Linked DNA regions of Homo sapiens: region 2 is linked to region 1. The links are chromatin loops, found by intact Hi-C in ENCODE. Cell type or tissue: prostate gland. All regions are shown on one strand. Each heading gives the region's core, and the rest is flanking DNA. Links, peaks and the distances in the headings are about the cores only.

Region 1 (10,136 bases), core at 4,569-7,068:
CTATTAGAAGGTAGTAATATGAAGTCAAATAACTAATATATTATCCTGGATTTTAAAAATAATTTCTGTACATGTATTCTTATCTAGATGTACAAAAAACTATGCAGGAGCAAAGTGACCTTGAAAGCAAGGTCAGTGTAACTGAAAAATCTGACTTTAGAAGGGTACAAAGAAACATGCTAAGAAAACCCACCCTATATTTATGTTAACAATATGCTAAAGTATGAATTTTTATTTTATTCAAATCATACATCTCCCACCTTTATTTGTAGGTGAAACTAGCACATAATGTTTTATGCCAAAATGAAATTCAAAATGTTGTTGCCTTTTGAGGACAGTATTAAATTCATCATTGTACTTAATCCTTACATGATATTTGCTATAGCCACAGAACATTCTTAGACACTATGATTCACAAAACATTTAAATTGCATATTTGGCTTGTAATATATTACATATTTAAAAGAATTACTATTTTTCTGAATACCATTAATACTAATAATAGCATCACAGTGACTAAGAGTGGACTTAAATAAAGGCTGGCTTGAAACTCAGGTCTGCCATTTATTAGCAAGCTTCTAAAAATTCTGAGCCCTTAGTTTTCTCACATGTGAAATGGAGAAAATAAATCTGCAAAATTAATTAAATCTGTCCATTCATATTTTTCTCTCCAGTGTATATTAACTGGCATTCCTCGTTAGGCCAGAATGTGCTCTCAACCATGCTCCAAATCCGCTTTGTGCCAACCCCACTGCCAGAACCCTTTCTACCTTGAGAACCAGAAAAGGAAACATTATGCCTGGCAATGCCTACACCCTCCAAAATAAATCTGCAGGAAAGAACACCCAGTAAGTGATGAGAGCAGCAACGACTGCCTTTATCATTTTAAATTTACAACACCACCTTTTCTAGAGCCTCTTAAGCATTGTAGATAATTCCCCACTCATTAAAAAATAAATTGTAACCATAAGTATTCAGGGTTGATACTGCTTTTGAATTAGACAGTGCTCATATCAGTTGCATAAGACCAACCTAAAGTAGAGGATGAAATCTTTTTTCTGAACCTTTTTCAGAACGTAACTTAGTGAATATATTAAAACTAAACTTTCTTTGAATGGGAGTAATTTCTACGGATTAATCTGTAATCTCTTAGACCACACCTAAGGTAATGTAGAGGTTGTTGTATCATAGGCTTTGTGATTAGAGACCACTGGATTTGTCTTTGGAAAAGTCACTCATGATTCTTTGGGCTTTGGTTTCCTCATCTTTTATACCGGCTTAATAATGACCACCGTAGAGTTGTCATGGAAGTTAAATGAACTCATGTACCATAAGTGACCAATACAATGATTGACACTCAGTGATTTATCAATAAATTAAAACATTTATTATCAATATGACAGAGAAGGTGCCGCTAAAATAGACAATAGGTTTTTGGAAGAGGTGATTAAATGGATGCAAAATTTATGGATTGTTTATTCCGTCTACCTTTGCTGTGTCCCCTGGTTGTGGCATACACACGTGTGGGTATAAAATCGTAAATCCTATGTAGTCGCGTAGTGCATGCGCAGAAGGCTTAGACACGAAATGTCATTTCAGCAATGTGCCTAGAGAAGCTCTGACGCCGCCTTGGAAGTAAGTCGTTGCTGCCTGACCTTTGGGCGTCTGGGACGGATGCCTATACCTGCACCCAGCAGCACTGGAAGGGGCCCAGGCCCTTCGCAGCACAGCCTATCCCCAGACCGCTTAGTCCTTCATAACATATATCTCCACGGAAAAGGGTATTTCCTCCCGTCAGAAAAAGCGCCCCAGTCTGGTCTGGGTTGGTTTTTATTTCACGTTGTTGCAAGTAGGCGAAGTCCCTTCTGTCTCCTCCCTTGGGGTAAGTGGAAAGGAGTCCGGCAGGGGGCCCGCAGTGGCCTGCACAGGGGAACTGGGTAGCGAGAGAGTTCCAGGCAATTCCGGGGGCTGCCCCACAGAAGCAGGTGGGGATCGACAGTGGCTCTCCGGCCCAGGGAGGAGAGCGCGGTCGCGGGTCCCTCCCCTCAGCCTGGAGGCTGCAGCCGCTCGAGTCGGCCCGGGTGGGGGCGGGGTGGGGGCGGCGCGGAGGGCACGGAGATTACGGCGGCGCCACCCGGGACATCCAGGGCCCCGAGGCCCTGGGCGGTCCCCACGCGAGATCGCAAACCATGACAATAGGCAGTCACCCGAGGTCAAATAAAAACGGAGTGGGTCCCCCGCGCGCCGCCGCCCCCCGCGTCCCTGGCGGCCTCCCCCGAGGCCCCCGGCGGCCTCACGAGCCCGCAGTAGCCGGTGGCGACGTCGCCCCCGCCCCACCTCCCTGCGCAAGTGCGAGGCTGCCGGCAGCGCGGCGCACGCTCCGGCCGTTCCCGGCTTCCGCGCAAAACTTCCATCCTGTCCACGTGAAGTTGTCGCTGCCTTAGAGAGGGGGAAAGAGCTGCGGGAAAAGCCGGGGAGTGACGACTGCGGCGGCTGGGCGCGCTCTCTCATTTTCTTTTCTTCTCCTTTCCCCCCTGTCGCAGTCCGGAGTTTTGGCTCCTCTCCTTTCCTCCTCCCCCTCGGAGCCGGCTTCTCCCTCCGCCCCGCTTCTCCCCCGCTTGTGTACGCTATTTGTTGTGGGGTGGCCGAAGGGGATGTCCTGTTTTCACCAGAGGCACAGCGCGAAGGGGAAACTTCGACACTGGAAGGAACGAGAATAAATACTTAATTACGGACGCACTGAACCGCGGCTGGGACAGACACTTCGGGAACCCGAGGCGGACCGGGCGACGAGGTGAGTGACCCCTTCTTCCAACCCCCGCCCCAGGGCTCCCGGGGGAGCCTGAGTTGAGAGAACCCCCAAACTTTCCGGGAAAGTGCGCGAGGCTCCGCCGGGGACGCCGAGCGCTGGGTACTGAGGACGCGCAGCTGGACGGTGCGTGGGCGCCTGCGTCCCCGGGGGGCGCTTGGAGGCCGGGTGCCCCACGCCTGAGGGCCCGGGCCGCTCGGACCGCAGCGGTGCTCTCTGCCCTAGAAGACGTCCCCAAGCCCCAAGGGTCCCTTCCGAGCCTGCCTGTCCCTTCCGGGGTCGGCGCGGAGCCTGCGCGTAACGGAGTTCATCCAGCAGTCCAGCGCGCGGCTTCTACCTGCACCCCGCCTCCACCTGGCAGAGGCGCGAGCATCGGGGTCTCCCCCACATCTTTCTTATGACGTGTATTACTTTCTGATGACCCCCTAGATGGTCCAGGCGCGAGGATGCTGACCCAGAGTCCTTCGGAGGGTCACAGGCGCCTGGGCTTTCCCGGTGCCGGGTGCGTGTGTACTTTAAAGGCTCGCGTTCTAATCTCCAGGCACTGATCGGGCTTTTCAACTGCGGCGATCCCACTTTAATAGTTTTTATGTGGCGTGGACTGAATGTCTCCTGCAGTTTGCCAGGGTCGGTGAAATTAGAGGCGCCTTGTCAGAGCAGTCGCGTTCATTGGCTCGAGTAGCGGGTGCCATGGAAGGCTTATAACTTCTCCAAAGGAAGGGACCTGGCTGGGTAGAGCAGGTTTTTCTCTCCTTCCAAGCCTGCTGGGTCTGGGGAGGCAGTGGAACTTGAAATGGCTCGGATTTTTAGCGTGGTGAAGCGAGGTTTGGAAGTAGACGTGTGTGTGCTTGTTTTATTCTGCGCCGCACAGCAACCCGAACTTTCGTTTGGTAGCACTTGAAAGAGTTTTCTCCCTTTGTTTGCGAGATTCTGAACAGCTCGGAGCGATTAGGGAATTTGCGGACCGAGTCCGGTGGCAGAGCTGGGGCGAAAGCAGAGAGCGCAATTTAATTTTTGTCATCTCTTCCCTGCTTGGGAGGATAGTGTTTCCCTTCACCACCACCCCTCTTTCTCCTTCCTATGAAGACAACGGATTTGCGCCTGGGGTGAGAGTGTGTGCGGGAGAGTGGTGTGGAGACTGTCCTCTCTCACCGCGTCTCCTGCGCCTCTCCCCGCCATCCCGAGCGGGCCTAGAGAGTCATTCATGAATCTTAACCTGAGGGCAGGGGAGGAAGGTGCAGGTCCCTCTGCCCTTTCTGCCAAGGTGCAGAATAGCGCCCGGGCGTGTGTTTTGGTTCCAGAGCAGTTCCACGTGGAGCAACTTCGTGTGTGTGTGTGTGTGTGTGTGTGTGTGTTGTGTACTTGATCTGTGAGGAGGTAACAGGACTCTGGTGTTCAAACCCAGTGGGCCGTTGGCCATTAGTTTGCTTTCCTGGCTGTCATTACAGACACTTCCAAAATCTGATACCTAAGAGAACCAACAGGTTAGGTTTCACATTAAGGGCTCATACTTAACAGTTTTCTTTCTCCCTTACCCCTTTTGGCTTGGCACCCTGGGATCAACGTAATTGTTGGAGCGAAATACACCTCCTGGAATATGGCATTTTGTTCCTCTTCTCATCTGTGGCCACTTTGTGAACCCTCGGGTGTTTGTCAGTTTCAGTGCGGGCTCCTGCGGGATTTAGGTGGGAGTCTTAGGAGCGTTTAACAACCGCGGGCTCCCCATCAGCAGCTTCTGAAGTTTCACTTACACGTAGGTGACTGACAGGATTGAAAGTTGACGATGGTTTTTTTGTTTGTTGCGTTGTTTTTGTTTTTAAAACCTTAGGGAAGGGATTGTACTTGAATTCCTTTCCCGGGTACGGTTTGGTTTTAAGCAGAATCAGTGCCTTTTTTTTTTTTTTTGTCTTTTAAAATATTATTGGCAAGCTTAAACCTGAAGAACCAAAAACTAGAGGGGGTGGGGAGAGAATCCCCCCAAAAAATATTTGATACGTGATACGGAGCGTTTTAGGAGACTGCATTCAAAGACATTTGTGTATTTTTAAAAATAACATTATCCCAAGAAACAAAAAGCAGTAGTAACAAGAGACAGATTGTTTTGTGTGGAGCAAGACTGCCAGAATCTGATTTTTATGGCAACAATATCGAAAGCAGACATAACTACACCCACATTTATTGTTATAAACCGTAAAAATAGTTTGTTCCACCTGATTAAAAGTTGTAAGTCATTCAAAGTTAAACCCGTATTTAGGAATGACTGTACAAGAATGTTAAAACCTTTGACAGCTACAGCTTTGAAAGCAACATAATTAGATTTGTTGAAAATGTCTCCTTTCTCTGATTATTAGTGATATGTACTTGTCTTTCATAATAAGTAAAGGTCTACAATCAATATGGTTTTCAAAAGCCTGTTTTCCTTTGTAAATTTCCTGAAAATAGTATGTTTCAATATTTAAAGACCATTGTAACTACCGGTTGGTTCACAATTATAACTAAAATAAGATTTACTCAGTTGTTTTCTTTTTATTAGTATTTGTTGAATATTTGAAATTGAATTTCTCATTTCCAAAATAAAACGTCTCACATATATGTATGTACTCACAATTAACACTTCTTTTAAGTAGTAGGCTTAAGTTTTAAAATTTTTAAAATCTTAAGATTTGTATAAAAAGGAGTGATTGTATAAAAAGGAATAATAATTATTAATTGTTAAGAAAAATAGATGCTGAATTTCAGAGGGTTTCTAGAAGCTGGAGAAAAAAATTGCATAGAAGTTTCTTTTTTGACGGGTGACTGGCAGATGAGTTACTTGTCATTTTGCTATAATTTATTTTTTTCTTTTAATAAGGCTCTTTGGGTTAAAAAAAAAAAAGGAAAAACAAGTACTCCATTTCTAAGAGTTTCCTTTTTATTTATGTTGTACTTTGGGGTGTAAATAAATTTTACATAGCCACGGGAAATAGAGTATCCAATTTCATGTTTTCAGTCTCTGTTGCAAGCTCTAAATGACTGATGTCGTGTCTAAAAATATATTTATATGGCTTGATATTTCATTTTAACATTTTATGCACTGGAATTAGATTTTTTAGGATTTTTAGAAAGATAGAATGACAGAAAGACGATGACTATTGTTATAAAAAGTTAGAATGTTAGGAAGTTCACATTCTAACTTTCAAATAATCAAACTTATTTTGCCCCACAAAAACTCACAGTTTTTATACAGATTTCAAGAAGAGGGGTGATAATCTTTTTCACTACTTAGTTAAGTGTTAAGTAATTTAAGAATGCAAGTATGTATTATGCTTTCTCATTATCATTTTTTTCTGTTAGGTAAATGCAAGAACACTGGACATTCTGTAAAAACAGGCCCCTCTTTATAAGGAGTTTATTCACCATAGTTCTGTATTGCAGCTGCTGATCATATTTCATGGAGCTGTTAAAGCACTTAAAACCTAAAATTAGGTACTGTCTGGTTGTAAATATTTCAGATCACTTATTTAAGAAATAAATAGAAAAGTGTGCTATCAAAAGTAGGAGACGTTTTGAATCCTCTCATTGAAGAGCTGAACAAACCTCTATCAAAACACCTTCTTCTTTTTTCAGTGAGAATATAATCTTGACAGTTTCTTTTTCTAAATGGATATTATTCTTACATGTACTAAATGCTAAACTCTTATAACGTGCCTCCCTGTAGAGTATCTTAAACTAATTATATTCAGAAATACAGTTGGGGGATTTTATTACAATGGTTACTAGGTGAAGGAAATCAACACCAGGGGAATGGGGTGGCATTGCAGTGTACCTGCTTCTCTCATGAATTTTTCCTGCTAAACTAAGAAATGACATGCTGTTTCAGGCATTTGCCCTGGAGATGGGTGAGATGCAATATGTGTAATGCTGCATCTTATAGTTAGATGTGTTTTAATGAAGGGGACACTGCATAGTCATTAAATCATTTTTGGAGCCAAACTTGGCGTCATTTAGCTTGAACTTAAGTGGAAGAAAATGAACAAGAGTTACACATTCAAAAGAAGTACAAGCAACTTTGATTGCTTTTAAGAGGTTTGAAGACTTTGTAAACATTACTGTCACTCAATATTGCTTGTGGAGCTGTACATTAATATATGCTTTGGTGATATGTCATTTTACGCTTGAAATTTGTCATTCTTAGTGTTTCTCCATCCATCTTTTTATTAGTAAAGAGATACTGAAAATGAACACTACTATTCTTACTCCCCTAACCCCTTTCACACCTCCAGAAAAAGAGATGAAACTGATTAATTTAAAATAGAAACCATTTTGTGTTATCAAAACCACATTTATATAGTGATTTGAGACAGTTTCAGAGAGTGCACCTCTGAGTCTCACTGTAACCTTTTTTGTCATTGAAAGGTGCTAATTGATCTTAGGGTACTGACACAATAGTATAGTTTGATATTTGAAACCTTTCAGAGTTGGTCTGGCCCTTTTCTTACCCTGAGATTTCAGTGCATGGATGATGAAGAAAGACACCATTCTAAAATACCAGAAATTCTCATTTTTTTCCAATATGAAATGTTTTAATACAGTATGTTCATATTTTTAAAGCTTTTATTTACATACAGTAAGTAAATTTATTTTAACGTACTTTTGGACAGTAGGAGAAAGACCTATATGTTCTATCGTGTTAGAATTTTTTAGTTTTTTTTTTTCTGCACAGGTAGTTTATTTAGGTTATAATTTTTAGGCAAAGTCTGATTCCTATTATCACATGAATATTTTCAAAGTGAAATTGCGTTAAACCAATGTGGAATAGCTTTTGTATCACCAAGGCATATATTAATGTAGATGTCAAATATGAGAGCATATTTTCTTGAGTATATTTATATCCTAAAGTGTATTTTTAAATAAAAGTGGTCACTGTAGTCTTTAGATAATTACAATTTGGCTGTCATTATTACTATAATATTAATCACTATCACCATCATAACATCATAGCTAGCATTTACTCAGGAATTTCGTGCAAAACACTGTTTTAAGCATTTATATGGATTAGCTAATTTTAATCTTCTTAACTATGCCGTAAATTAGGTACTTTTGTTATTCCTATTTTACAGATAAGGAAGCTGAGACCCAGTCATGCAGCACAGTGGAGCCAGGATCCTAACTCCCCAGTATGAGGCCAGCACCCTTATCCTTAAGCGTGTGCTGGGCTCTTGCTTCCATCAGTCATATACCACCATTTTTAGGTGGTACCTGAACATTTTGTTTTAATAATACTTATATTTTATGTAAGGATAACTAGATATTAGAAAAATTTGTTAAATTTTGTATTAAACCTGTAACTTCATGGGCAATATTGTTTGAGACAAGACCAAACAAAGTATTGAAGTCAAAGAAAAAAAATTAAGTATCTGAAGAAACGTATTAAGTAACAGTGAACAAGAATATGGCCTAAATAACCACAGTCATGAAGGCTGGACAGCAAATGACTGAATTTGGAGAAATGCTGTATTTTGTAATGTTTCCCAATTATCAAGAACTTATGACCAGATCTTTTAAATATTTAACTAACATGTGGAATCTTCCTTTGCTCTTCAAGCCTTATCCAAATTGGTTAAATGTTATCAACTTTGTATTTTCTTTGTTTTTGTTTTTTGTTGTTTTAATGCTGGTTTTGAATCTCAAATCTGCACATTTATGTTGAACCAACTAATAAGGCTTGAAGAGTTAAAGAGTGCATGATGGACTTCTGGAGGCAGGTTTAAATTATAATGGAGCTGCCCATATTTTGGAAATACATTCAATTTATCTGGTTATCGCATGTGTAAGGTTTTCTGTAGGTAAATACTTTTGCTGTTAATAACCTGTTTTACAATTTTATAGTATTTTTCCACTGAAGCAGTGGTTTTCATTTTTTTATTTACTTATATACTCAGCCACGGATCCTTTCATTTAAATGGAAACTGATGATATGCCCAGTAGAGAAATGTGCCACTGCTCTAGGTGAAGCAGGATGTAGGTAGCCTGAGAATGACTCACCAACAGTACCCTCTCACGGTGGCCGCCGCCTCTGGAGTTCTCTCTAAGTGTCTTCAATGTATGGAAACTGCTGCAAAAAAATTCAAGTCTTCTGACAAAAGGGGTTAATTCAGAGTACCTGCCCTAACATGTTCATGTGGCATCACTAAAAAACAGACTGTCAGATACGGTAAAATATCTCCCAGTGTGACATATCAGCAGAAAGGTGTGTCTACTCTCCCTTCTATAACTTGAGTATCCGTATTAACCAGTCTTCAAATTCGATTTAGCACTGAGAAAATTAAAACTGATCAAAATGTTCCCTGTGTGTAGTTACAGGTCTGAATGAGGCACAAAGGACTTGTACCTGCAAAGGTTGACTTTATTAATTAGAACATCTTTCCTCCTTTAAAGACTGTAAGAAGAAACACCAGCAGTGGCCTAACTTGACATGACTTTAGATTTTCACGTAAATTATTGCTACTATTTCTGTTATCCTTTCCCCCTTTCTTTTTAAAATGAAAGGGACATTTCTTGTGAAAGACTACAATTAAATCATAAAAATTTACATTCATGTGCCATTAAGTTTAATTCTACTCACAAAAGCAACAGTACAGAGTTTGAAATTCTATCCCTAATCAAGTAGGTGTACCACATACCGGGAGGGCTCATTATGCACAAGGTCATATATACAATTCACAGACCTCTGCATATACCCAACGGAGTGATCTATTCATTACATTTCACCTCTGACTTTGAACTCCCTAATGTTAAAAGATTTGAAAAGAACCGAATGTTCTGATTAAGAGATTGAATATTTCTAACTTAATGTTTTCAGTATGTTGAAAGTGATGATGACTTGGGGGAATCAGCAGATCTCTACATTACCTAATTCTTTTCTCTTACATTTGAATGCAAATGTATATTCATGTGCGGTTATGACTCAAGTCATTCTTGCTAAATTTAATGACGTTGTAGGTGAATCACATTCAGATTTCCTTTTGCAGGTTTTCCAGTAATCTAAAACAATGCTTCTAGTAGGTAACTTAAGCATGCAAACCTCAATAAACCTGTCAAGAACGGCAATTCTACTGTTTTATTTTGTTTTTTTTTTTGTTTGTTTGTTTTTGCATTAACTTTAGTTGATAAGATGATGGTACTGTTATTTTTCTTAGTTGACTCATGAAGAATTTTAATTTAGGTCTAGTTTTTTCCCTTAATTGTTGACTTTAGTTTTTAAAGGTTTCGTTCATGAAAATGGTTAGCAAAGTTGTGGGTACTTGGTAAATGCTTGTTAAATGCTTTTTCCTTATCAGTGTTGCTG
Region 2 (10,136 bases), core at 3,149-5,648, 650 kb after region 1:
GTGATAAACAGAGCTCCAGCTCTGCTAGCTCTATATATTTACTGATTAGTGGAAAGCACTGACCAAGGAGACTTTTAAGCCAGTGGTTCTTCAGAATCACCTAGATGCCTCCACCCTCCAGAGATCCTGAGTCCAGGAGTCTGAAGTGGGGCCCCAGGTGATGTCATTGCTGCTGGTCCCAGGACCACATTTTAACAATCAATGTTTTCAGGTGTCTCATGAGGAACACTACTTAATGCAGTGGGAAAGAAAATATTTCAGAGGAGAATTTTTTCTTAAAGAAGCTGCATATTCTGGACTCTAATTTAGTTTAATTCACTCCAGGATGGCACGCAGGATTCCTAATTCTTAAATGCCATTCAGTCTGGACTTCAAATCACTTGTCTTCAGAAAATAAAAGATTTGTTCCACCCGGGTGTGTGGACATGGATGCGCTCATCCTGTGTTCTCAGACAGATTTCAGTCATTAGATGATGTTTTTAAGTCCTGAGTGGATTAAAGCCAGACTTCTGTTGGCTCCGTTGCGACCTCTAAGGGAGAGAGAAATCTGGGCTCCCTGGAATCACGTCCCCTGCAAGAGAGTCCCTTGGTCCATTCTCGGGCCAGAAAAAAATCTCCCCATCACTCCAGTGCGAGTGGTTGGCCTTGCTCTGGTCCGGCACTGTGTGCGTCGGGAAGTCGGCCTGGAGTTGGGGTTGCAGGGACGCCACGGCTGGTGGCGAGCGCAGCAGGAGTGCCTGGAGAGCTCGCGGCCAGCGGGGAGCTGAGCGCAAAGGCGGAGGAGGGAAGCAGCCTCTGAGGCTTCCCCGCCTGGGAGAAGAGTTTTTGGAAGTAGGCGAGACGGGGAAGGAGTTCTGAGCCTCAGTCCGCACAGCCTCCTTTCCGTCCCTTTCCGGGTGCAATCTCCGGGCCAGCGGGTGCGTGTCCCGCTGCAGATCCGCTGGCTCAGGGATGAGGCGCAGGGCAGGTTCTGGGTTACGTCCCCACACCGCGGGGAACCCAGGTGCGAGCGGGGCGCAGCTGGCCTGCCAACATCCTTTCTTAGCTTTGCATCCTTCGCTCCAAATGCTGGCTCTGCCCTTGGAAACTCGCTGGTTGCCAGCAGCATTCTTCAGAGTCCGCCGGGCTTCCTTCAGGCGTTTGGAGGAACACGCCTTTGATCTTTGGGTCTGGGCAGGCTGCGCGGGCCCACCCTCCTTCCAGTTCACCGAAAGATTAACCACCTCCAAGGACTATTTAAGAGCCCCTCTCAGGGCCGAACGGGGAGAAAGGGTGGGAAAAGGAGGAGAGAGCATCCCTTTAGAATGCCCCAGAGTGACGAGAACAGACTTCTCAAAAACAGTGTCAGGCGGTCTTTTGTACCCAGCACTCAGTGTAGTGCCTGACACCTCAATAAATGTTGAATCATGAATGAATCATTAACTCTTTGAGGCTATAAGATAGATAAGATAGAGAGTAATGGGGCAAAGTGACAATGGGCTGTTGTGGTTAAATTGAACTTGAACTTGAACCTCTTACCTTGAAGTCTGGGCGCACATTTGAGAAAAGAATAAAGCAAGTAGGTATGATGGGACTGGGTGAAATCAGGTGGTGGTGGATTGTTTGCAGCACTCACGAAATATGCTCTCTCCTTTTCCAGTAAAATATATTACTAGATGTTAATTTACATGGCCCGTAGACTAGAATCATTAGTTTAAAATGTGCTTTGATAATGAAAATGATTTGAGACACTAAGCAGATTACATGACCTTATTTTAAAATTAATCCAGTTGGTGATGAGGAAGTAATGTATTGCTTTTCACAGATGTAGGTGAGACACTGGTATAGTGGAAAGAGCTTTTGACTGAGTTCTTGGACAAGATACTAGACCTTTCAGGACCTTGGTTCTTCCATCTCTTTAAAATGAGTATAATAATGACTACTTTTGTGAGATAATGTGTAATTGGACAATGCCTGGAACATAATAGACACTAGTTAATATTGGGTTCAAGCGATTCTTCTGCCTCAGTCTCCCAAGTAGCTGGGATTATAGGCATCCACTACCATGCCCAGCTCATTTTTGTATTTTTAGTAGAAACGCGGTTTCACCATGTTGGCCAGGCTGGTCTCGAACTCCTGACCTCAGGTGATCCACCCGCTCGGCCTCCCAAAGTGCTGGGATTACAGGTTTGAGCCACTGCACCTAGTCTTTTTTTTTTTTCTTAACAATCATACTTTTCCTCCCTAAAAGAAAAACTCTCCCTTTCTGTACAGTCACAACACTTCTGACACCAAATGTGTGGAGTTTTCCCACATACAAATGGATTCTCCAATTCTCTATGGACACCAACTGGGTGTCCTACAATTCAATTCTGATGCTAACTCCTTGCTAATTTGCTATAACAGCTCACAAACACTTATTTACAGTTACTAGTTTATTATAAAGGATATCACAAAGGACACAGATGAACTAGTTTATTATTTACAGTTACTAGTTTATTACAAAGAATAGCTTATTATAAAGGATATTGCAACAGATACAGATGAATAGCCAGATGAAGAAGTATATAGAGCAAGGTTTTAAAGGGTCCTGAGCATGAGATCTTCTGTTCCCATGGAGGCAGAGTGTCCCACCCTCCCAGTAAGCGGATGTGTTCACCAACCCAAAAGCACTCTGAGCCTTGTTGTTTAGGGGTTTTGTGGAGATCCCATTACATAGTCATGATTGATTAAACAATTGGCCATAAGGGATTGAACTCAAATTTCCAGCCCCTTTTCCCTCCCTGGAGGTGAAGTGGGGCTGAAAATGCTGACCCTCTAATCACAAGGCTGGTTCCTCAGGCAACCAGTTGCTATACCTTAGCTGTCTATGGACCATGCAGTGATTCCAGCCACCAGCCATCTCATTAGCATGCAAAAAAAAAAAAAAAAAATTCTTATCACTCAGGAGATTCCAAGAGTCTTAGAAGCTCTTGTGCCAAGAACCGGGACAGAGACCAAATCTATATTTTATATTATATCACCAAATAATATTCCCCTTGAATGAAAGCAATCTAAGACATCTCTAAACCCAGGAGAATTTTTTAAAACTAACTGGGTCATATAGTTACAAGTAATAAAAATCCATACAAACTAGCTCCAATAAAAAGGGGAATTAGGTATTGTAAAGATAGTCCAGAGAATCTGGCTGACATCTCCTGGCAGAAAATAAATTGTAACAAGGAATTAGGGAATATCCCCTGGGAAACTGAAAAGTTAGGAGTGAAACTCTCTCCTCTCTGGAGCTGGAGCTCTCTGGGCCCTTGTCTCTGTTTTCTCTGCCAGTCTTCTGCATTTTGTCCTCTGCAACCTAATTTTCTGTGCTGGCTCACTTTCAACTGCTTCTGAACTATCGATTTCACATAGGTTTGGTTTATTAAGTTGCTGACTATGGCCCCAATTCTGCAAGAACTGAATTCAGTTGCAAACTCCACTATCCAAAGCTTACATCTCCATATCTTTTGAATTTGAATTTTCAAGATAGAGACCACTACTGACTTCATCTAGAGGCTGTGGTTAGATTCTCCAGGCAGTTGTATGCCTCTTATCCCATCAGCTGTAGTTGGCTGGAGATGGGTTGGCTGTTGGCTGGGGCAGCTTTTTGCAATGGAGGCTTTGAATGCAACAAGAATCCCAAATCGGTTTGCTACAAACATAATACAATGCCATAAGGCCTGGGGTGTCTACATATGGACCACCTGGGTTTATTCTGCTACTCCAATGGGGAGCAACATGTTTTTGGAAAAAGGTCATGTTCTCAGGTCTTATTGTGTCTATGATGTGGGGAAGGAGCAGAGATAACAACAAAACAAATTCATATAACCTAAATGATCTACTTTATGGACTAGAACAATCTTATTGAGGAAATCACTAGCACTTTTTAGCCAGTAAAATGTTATTGTAAGGCACATTTAAGAAATAACAGCACAGACTAAGATTTCTTAATTTTTTTCATCCATTTGCATTCATGAAGCACATTTATAGAGGCTATCATATTTCATCTTCAAAACAACCCTGACCCAGAGGTATTATTATCCTCACTTTTTTTTATAGGGCAACTGAAACTCAGAGATGGAAAATAAATTGCCAAGAGCTATATAGTGAAAAAGTGGCAGAAAGCTGAGTATAGAATTCTTTTATTTTGTTGAAACTACCTTGAATGTAGGAGGGTCCCAGAATAAAAGAAATTTTAAAAACTGTAGCCATACAAAGGAAAGAAATACTTCCAATAAAAGCATGACATTAAGCCTTTTTAAAATTAGAATTTGTATTTTATACTTACTTAAGGATCTCTTTTAGACTTATTTATAACTTTATTTTAATCCTATATTGCCATTAAGGATACATAAAAGGAAATTATAAGCAAAATAAACTAGTTAAAATATTCCAAAAATTATTTTATATTCAGAGCCTAATTCATTCTGAATCATTTAGTCAATCCCAGTCATGAAAGTCTTGTGACTTTTTATTATGTAACAGTTTTTGTCATAAAAGAAACCATCCTGAAACCCAGTGGCTTAAAAGCAATAAGCTTTAGTTGTTACTCAGGAATCTGAGTTAGTTAAGAGGCTCTGCTGATCTGAGCTGAGCTCTACTGTTCTTGCTGGGGCTTGCCCATACATTTTTGGCTGGCTGTCTATTTGGCTAGGAGCTAGCTGGTCAAGAACAGCCTCACTCACATGCCTGGTGGCTGGCCAGTTATTGGCTAGGGTATGAGGAAAACCAAACCATGCATTTTTTTTTTTTTTTTTTTTAGACAGGGTCTGCCTCTGTCACCCAGGCTGGAGTGTAGTGACACAATCTTGGCCCACTGCAACCTCCACCTCCTGTGCTCAAGCAATCCTCCCACCTCAGCCTCCCAAGTAGCTGGGACTACAGGTGCATACCACCACACCCAGCTTTTTTTCTTTTTTAGTAGAGACAGGGTTTCACCATGTTGCCCAGGCTGGTCTCGAACTCCCGACCTCAAGCAACTCACCTAGCTTGGCCTCCCAAAGTGCTGGGATTACAGGTGTGAGCCACTGGGTCCAGCTAAACCATGCATCTCTAATCATCCCATAGGCTAGTTTGTTCTTGTAGCAACTAGGGAGGGAACAGAAAGTCATAAGGCCTGTTGGACCTAGGTTTACAACAGGTATAGTGCCACTTCTGCTGTGTTCTATTGGCTAAAGCCAGTCACAAGGGCATCCCAGATTCAAGAGATAGGGAAATAAATTTTACCTCTCAATGGGAGAAACTACAAATGCACTTTGCTTAGAACATGTAGACTGTGTACGTGTGGAAATTTAGAACTATTTTTATAATTAATCTACCACACAAAAGTTTTTTTAAAAAAATTCTTTGGCCCTTCTGAATAATTTTCCACTTTGAAAGGTCAATATCTAGTGATTTACCACCCAATTTTATCTTCTGGTTTATTAAGAACATTTCTTAGAAGAGTTCTCTGTTATCTCTGTAATTTTCTTCCAAGCAACTGATACCCATTCTATAGTTTTAATATTGACTCTTTCTTGATATTTTTGGCAGGGAGCATAATGAAAATAGCAACATAAATTAGTCACACCAAGCTTTCTTTTACTTATTCTTACAAATTTGGAGGTTTCCCTAACCCTAGTTGCATTGTTTGGCCTGTGTAGTGGGCTAAATGGTGGCCTCAAAGAAATCAGATTCTAATTCCTGGAAACCGTAAATATTACCTTAATTGGAAGAAGGGTCTTTGCAGATATGATTAACGATTTTGAGATGGAGAGATTATCCTTGGTTGTTTGGGTAGGCCCTAAATGCCATCACAAGTGTCCTTATAAGAGAAAGGGAGAGGGGGATTTGATGCACAGAAGAGAAAATGGTGATGTGAAGACAGAAGTAGAGATTTAAATGATGCAGCCACAAACAAAGGAAGAGTAGCAGCCACCAGAAACCAGAAGAGGCAAGGAAGAGATTGTCCCCTAAAGCCTCCAAGGGAACATGGCTCCGCCTACACCTTGATTTCAACCCAACAAAACTGTCATTGAACTTCCAGCCTCCAGAACTAAGAGAAGAGTAAATTATTGTCAGCTGAAGGCACCAAGTTTGTGGAAATTTATTAAGGCAGCCACAGGAAACTAATACAGCCTGTGTTAGGCAATCCTTTGCATGTATCTCAGTAACCAAATATCACAGGATCATCTACTTATTGTTTACTTTTTTTCTTATGCCCCAAAAAGCACTTTGATGTTAATTTGTAAGAAAATATGGAATTATGGATATTCTTCCAATGGCAAATGCCTTTGTTACTACACATTGATTCTCTATTTCCATTACTTTCTATGCATAAAATAACATTTTTTCAATATGGAATCAGAGCATAATCTTTGTAAAGACATTCTTCAACTGCAGTTGAATCCATTATAGCTCCGACAATACAAATTGTTGAAACAAAGAGACCAATGTTAAGATGCATCCTGATTTTAGAAATGTGAAAATGGGCCAGGCGTGGTAATTCACATCTATAATCTCTGTACTCTGGGAGGCCAAGGCGGGTGGATCACTTGAAGTCAGGAGTTCGAGTCCAGCCTGCCCAACATGATAAAACCCCATCTCTACTAAAAATACAAAAATTAGCCAGGTGTGGTGGTGTGTGACTGTAATCCCAGCTACTCCAGAGGCTGAGGCAGCAGAATCACTTGAACTCAGGAGGCAGAGGCTGCAGTGGGCTGAGATTGTGCCACTGCATTCCAGCCTAGGTGGCAGAGAGAGACTCCATCTCAAAAAAAAAAAAAAAAAAAAAAGTGAAAATTTGGGGAGAAAATGCATCTTAGAATGATGATATATAGTAACTCATTTCACTCTGAGCTGGACTCTACTGTTCTTGCTGGGGCTTGCTCTTATATCTGTGGCTGCCTGGCTATATGCATCATCATTGAGTGTCCACCGTATGCATGACCCTGTGCTACACATTGGAAATAGCTGAATTAGAGGACACGTTCCTGACTTCCAGCTTGAGTATTCCTCAGAAGACCCAATCACTTTTCTGCAAGGACCTGGCAGGGGAGGGCAATCTTGTGTTCTGAAAACTGCCAGCTGTGCCAGTTTCCACAAGGGTCAGCTACCAGGACATGCTGGCTGCCCCTGCCGTACTCTACCACTAGGCTACTGACACCTCAGCCTGCCATTCATGTAGCTAGCCCAAAATGGAGCACTCCCACCTGCCTCTATCCCAGACTAACCAATTAACCAATGGTGGGCAAGTATCTGAAGAAGTGATTCCAAAAGATCCCTCCCTGTATCTAAGGTAGTTGTCCTGGAGGTTTTTATTTTCCCAAGGCTGAAATTGGACTCTGGCCATTTGGAGATGAGCTATATACGGTGGGCCATCATTCTGCTACATGGATATGGGCAGCCATCTTGTAAATATGTACTTTTGGTCCTAAGTGAAAAAATTTTTAAATATGATAGATGTGTTCACAGAAACTTACCTCCACTACTGGAAAATCAACTCAAAAACTATGAATGATAGACCATCAGAGTGATAGCTGAGCTAATTTTTCATTCCCCACCTCCCAAGGCCCTCTGCATCATCTTAGGGACCATCCCCTCAAACAGTTCATCAATTTTCCAAACCTTTTTGTCTCTAGAACCTGTCTTTTGCTTTTTCTTCTCTTTTGAATCTTATACATTAACTCATAAATTATATGATACTGAATTCCACTATCCTTCTCAATATTTCATATCAGGTACATTCAAATGTATTAGAATAAGTTTTTTAAAAAGTAATATTTCCTTTTTTGGGGGGGGGGGACGGGGTCTCACTTTGTCACCCAGGCTGGAGTGCAGTGGCGCGATCTTGGCTCCCTACAGCCTCTATGTCCTGGGCTCAAGCGATCCTCACACCTCAGCCACCCAAGTGGCTAGGACTACTGTGTGCTACCTTGCCTGGCTAATTTTTTAATATTATTTATAGAGACAGCGTTTCTCCATGTTACCCAGGCTGTTCTCAAACTCCTGAGCTCAAGCGATCAGCCCACCTTGGCCTCCCAAAGTGCTAGAATTACTGGCGTGACCCATAACACCAACCAAAAAGTGGTATTTTCAAAAGCTCATAGATAGACTTGAGCTTGGATGCTCTGCCATCTAGCTGCTCTGACCCCAAGCAAATCCTTTAATGGAAGCTGATCATAATCCCAAAAGACACAATCCCAAATGCTATAAACCTGAATGTTGGAATCCCAAAAGATCAGAATCTCAAAAATATAATTCTGAAAAAAAAATTTAATTTTTTAAAAGATTTTTATTTATACTTTAAAAAGGGGATTTACTTGAGAAGCATAAAAATGCAACAGAAGGCTTCATAGGCCACTTTACATAATAAAATAAGCCATAATAATGTATATATTTTTGCAAACATAGGCACTCAGGCATACTAGTGACAGTCACATGGACAAAACAGTTATGAGCAGACAAATTGTATTCACAAGGAAGTAGGTCAGAAAAGGAAATGGATCAATGCATATCACTATGGTTGGTAGTTGAGTGTACCCAACTTTATAACTCTGGCCATCTGAAATACCATGATGAACAACCATAACCTTCTGATAAGATCAATTGAAAACCTCAATGGGTCACCACCACATATACAGTTACCCTAAGAGCTGAGATCTTGAGAAATCTTACCTTTCACAAATGCAGATGTACAAAAGAACATCTATTCATTTATTGAAGAAGTTTTAACATTTTTATGTACATGCACAATGCTTACACACAAAGGCAACATTCTGATAATGCATCTTCATGGAGTCAAATTTGCAAAACATGCATAAAACAAATTAGAATGCTCTAAAAGTCTCTATACGATTTATACCTCCAATATTGGAAATGATGTGAAGATTAAATACATAGCGTGTAGAATTATAAGAAATAATGCTGACAATTTAAAATAGTGAAAATTTTTAAAAAAAGGAAAAGCAAATTTAAAAACTAAAAAGAAAATTCAGCATATAAACAAGTATAATATAGGGATAGATTTGGGCAATTTGCATGGAGATGGTTCATAAGAGCTTGTCAAATATAATCCAACTATCCTGTGATGGTGATGTTTGAGATTTTGGGATTTGGGGATTTTAGGATTTTTAGAGTTTGAGGATTTTGCTCTTTCAGGATTTCAACATTAACAATTATGGTGTTTAAAAATGTGTCTTTTGGTATTATAATCCAAACTGTCACTTAATCTCTCTGTGCCTTGGTTTCTTCACCAGTAAGATTTCTAAAGTTCCTTCTAACATTAAAAACAATTTTTTAAAAGTTACAACTCTAGAGAAGAATCCCAAGGTTTTTGAACCAGACTGTTATTTGGTCTGATAAATACCCCACCCGGTCTCAACTGTATGCTATAGGAAGTCTTAAAAACTAGTTAGGACCAATACCAAAAAGAGCATGAAATTGCTTCTAAGACTGTCTCTCTCTCATTAGAATGAGTTCCTTCTCCACATTCCATAATATTTAAAAAAAAATCCTGAAACGAATTATACATTCACATCTGTTTAGTTACTGTTATGACCCTAGGTCTGGGACCCATCTCAACTTTGCTTATGGCTGCATAAGCAAAATGGGGCTGAGAAGAGAAGGATGATGTCCCTCTGTGAGAAGAGAGCATGGTACTCCGAGAACTTGCTAAACCTTCAAAACATTTAATATTTTATCATATGTTATTTGTTCCATCTACAGTTTAGCTAACCATTCCATGATTTCCAGGTATTTAGGTTGTGTCTGATTTTGCAGTTTTGCTTGGAGCTGGGATGCCCATCTTAGATCCTTGTCTCCATCTTCCAGAAGTAGACTTCTGGGCCAAAGATCATGACCAGTTTTAGGATGTTGATACACATTTCTAAATTGCTTCTTATTTTATACCCCACCAGAAATCACTTAGTTCACTACTAGGACTCAATTTTTAATTTAACTTTTTTTTCCTCTTGCCATAGAGGGAAGTCTAACCATTCTGCAGGTTAAGAGAATGATTGACTGAGATGAATGAGTTTATTTCCTCTCCACTAATTCATACCATGACCACTTTTGGATCAATTTTCAACTTTTTAAAAAACGTTCTTGGGCAAAGACTGAAGGAGAACATGAAACAATGAGAACAA

The links. Peaks named below come from ENCODE experiments on the same cell type or tissue, not always from the same donor. Only the 100,000 strongest peaks of a DNase experiment are listed, where the experiment ranks them.
Region 2: a loop joins it to region 1, with 4 times the contacts of the local background. A loop is called at or near these places in 2 of 110 quality-filtered maps.

What each region holds. Positions count from the first base shown.
Region 1 is chr6:133,238,956-133,249,091 of GRCh38, forward strand. It overlaps EYA4 (EYA transcriptional coactivator and phosphatase 4), which reads left to right and starts at 2,402. Exons shown (of 20, transcript NM_004100.5): 1 at 2,402-2,794. LOC124901231 (serine/arginine repetitive matrix protein 1-like) reads right to left here. Exons shown (of 3, transcript XM_047419612.1): 2 at 3,264-3,456; 3 at 1,365-2,701. The coding sequence ends at 1,831. RefSeq lists enhancers at 2,745-3,639, 3,640-4,532. In prostate gland, for the core only: no CTCF peak of the experiment used is centred there; no DNase peak of the experiment used is centred there; H3K27ac peaks cover 2,334 bases.
Region 2 is chr6:133,895,126-133,905,261 of GRCh38, forward strand. It overlaps a transcript of TCF21 not described here. Among named protein-coding and RNA genes, the nearest start is that of TCF21, 11 kb to the left of the region's middle. In prostate gland, for the core only: no CTCF peak of the experiment used is centred there; a DNase peak (open chromatin) is centred at 4,667.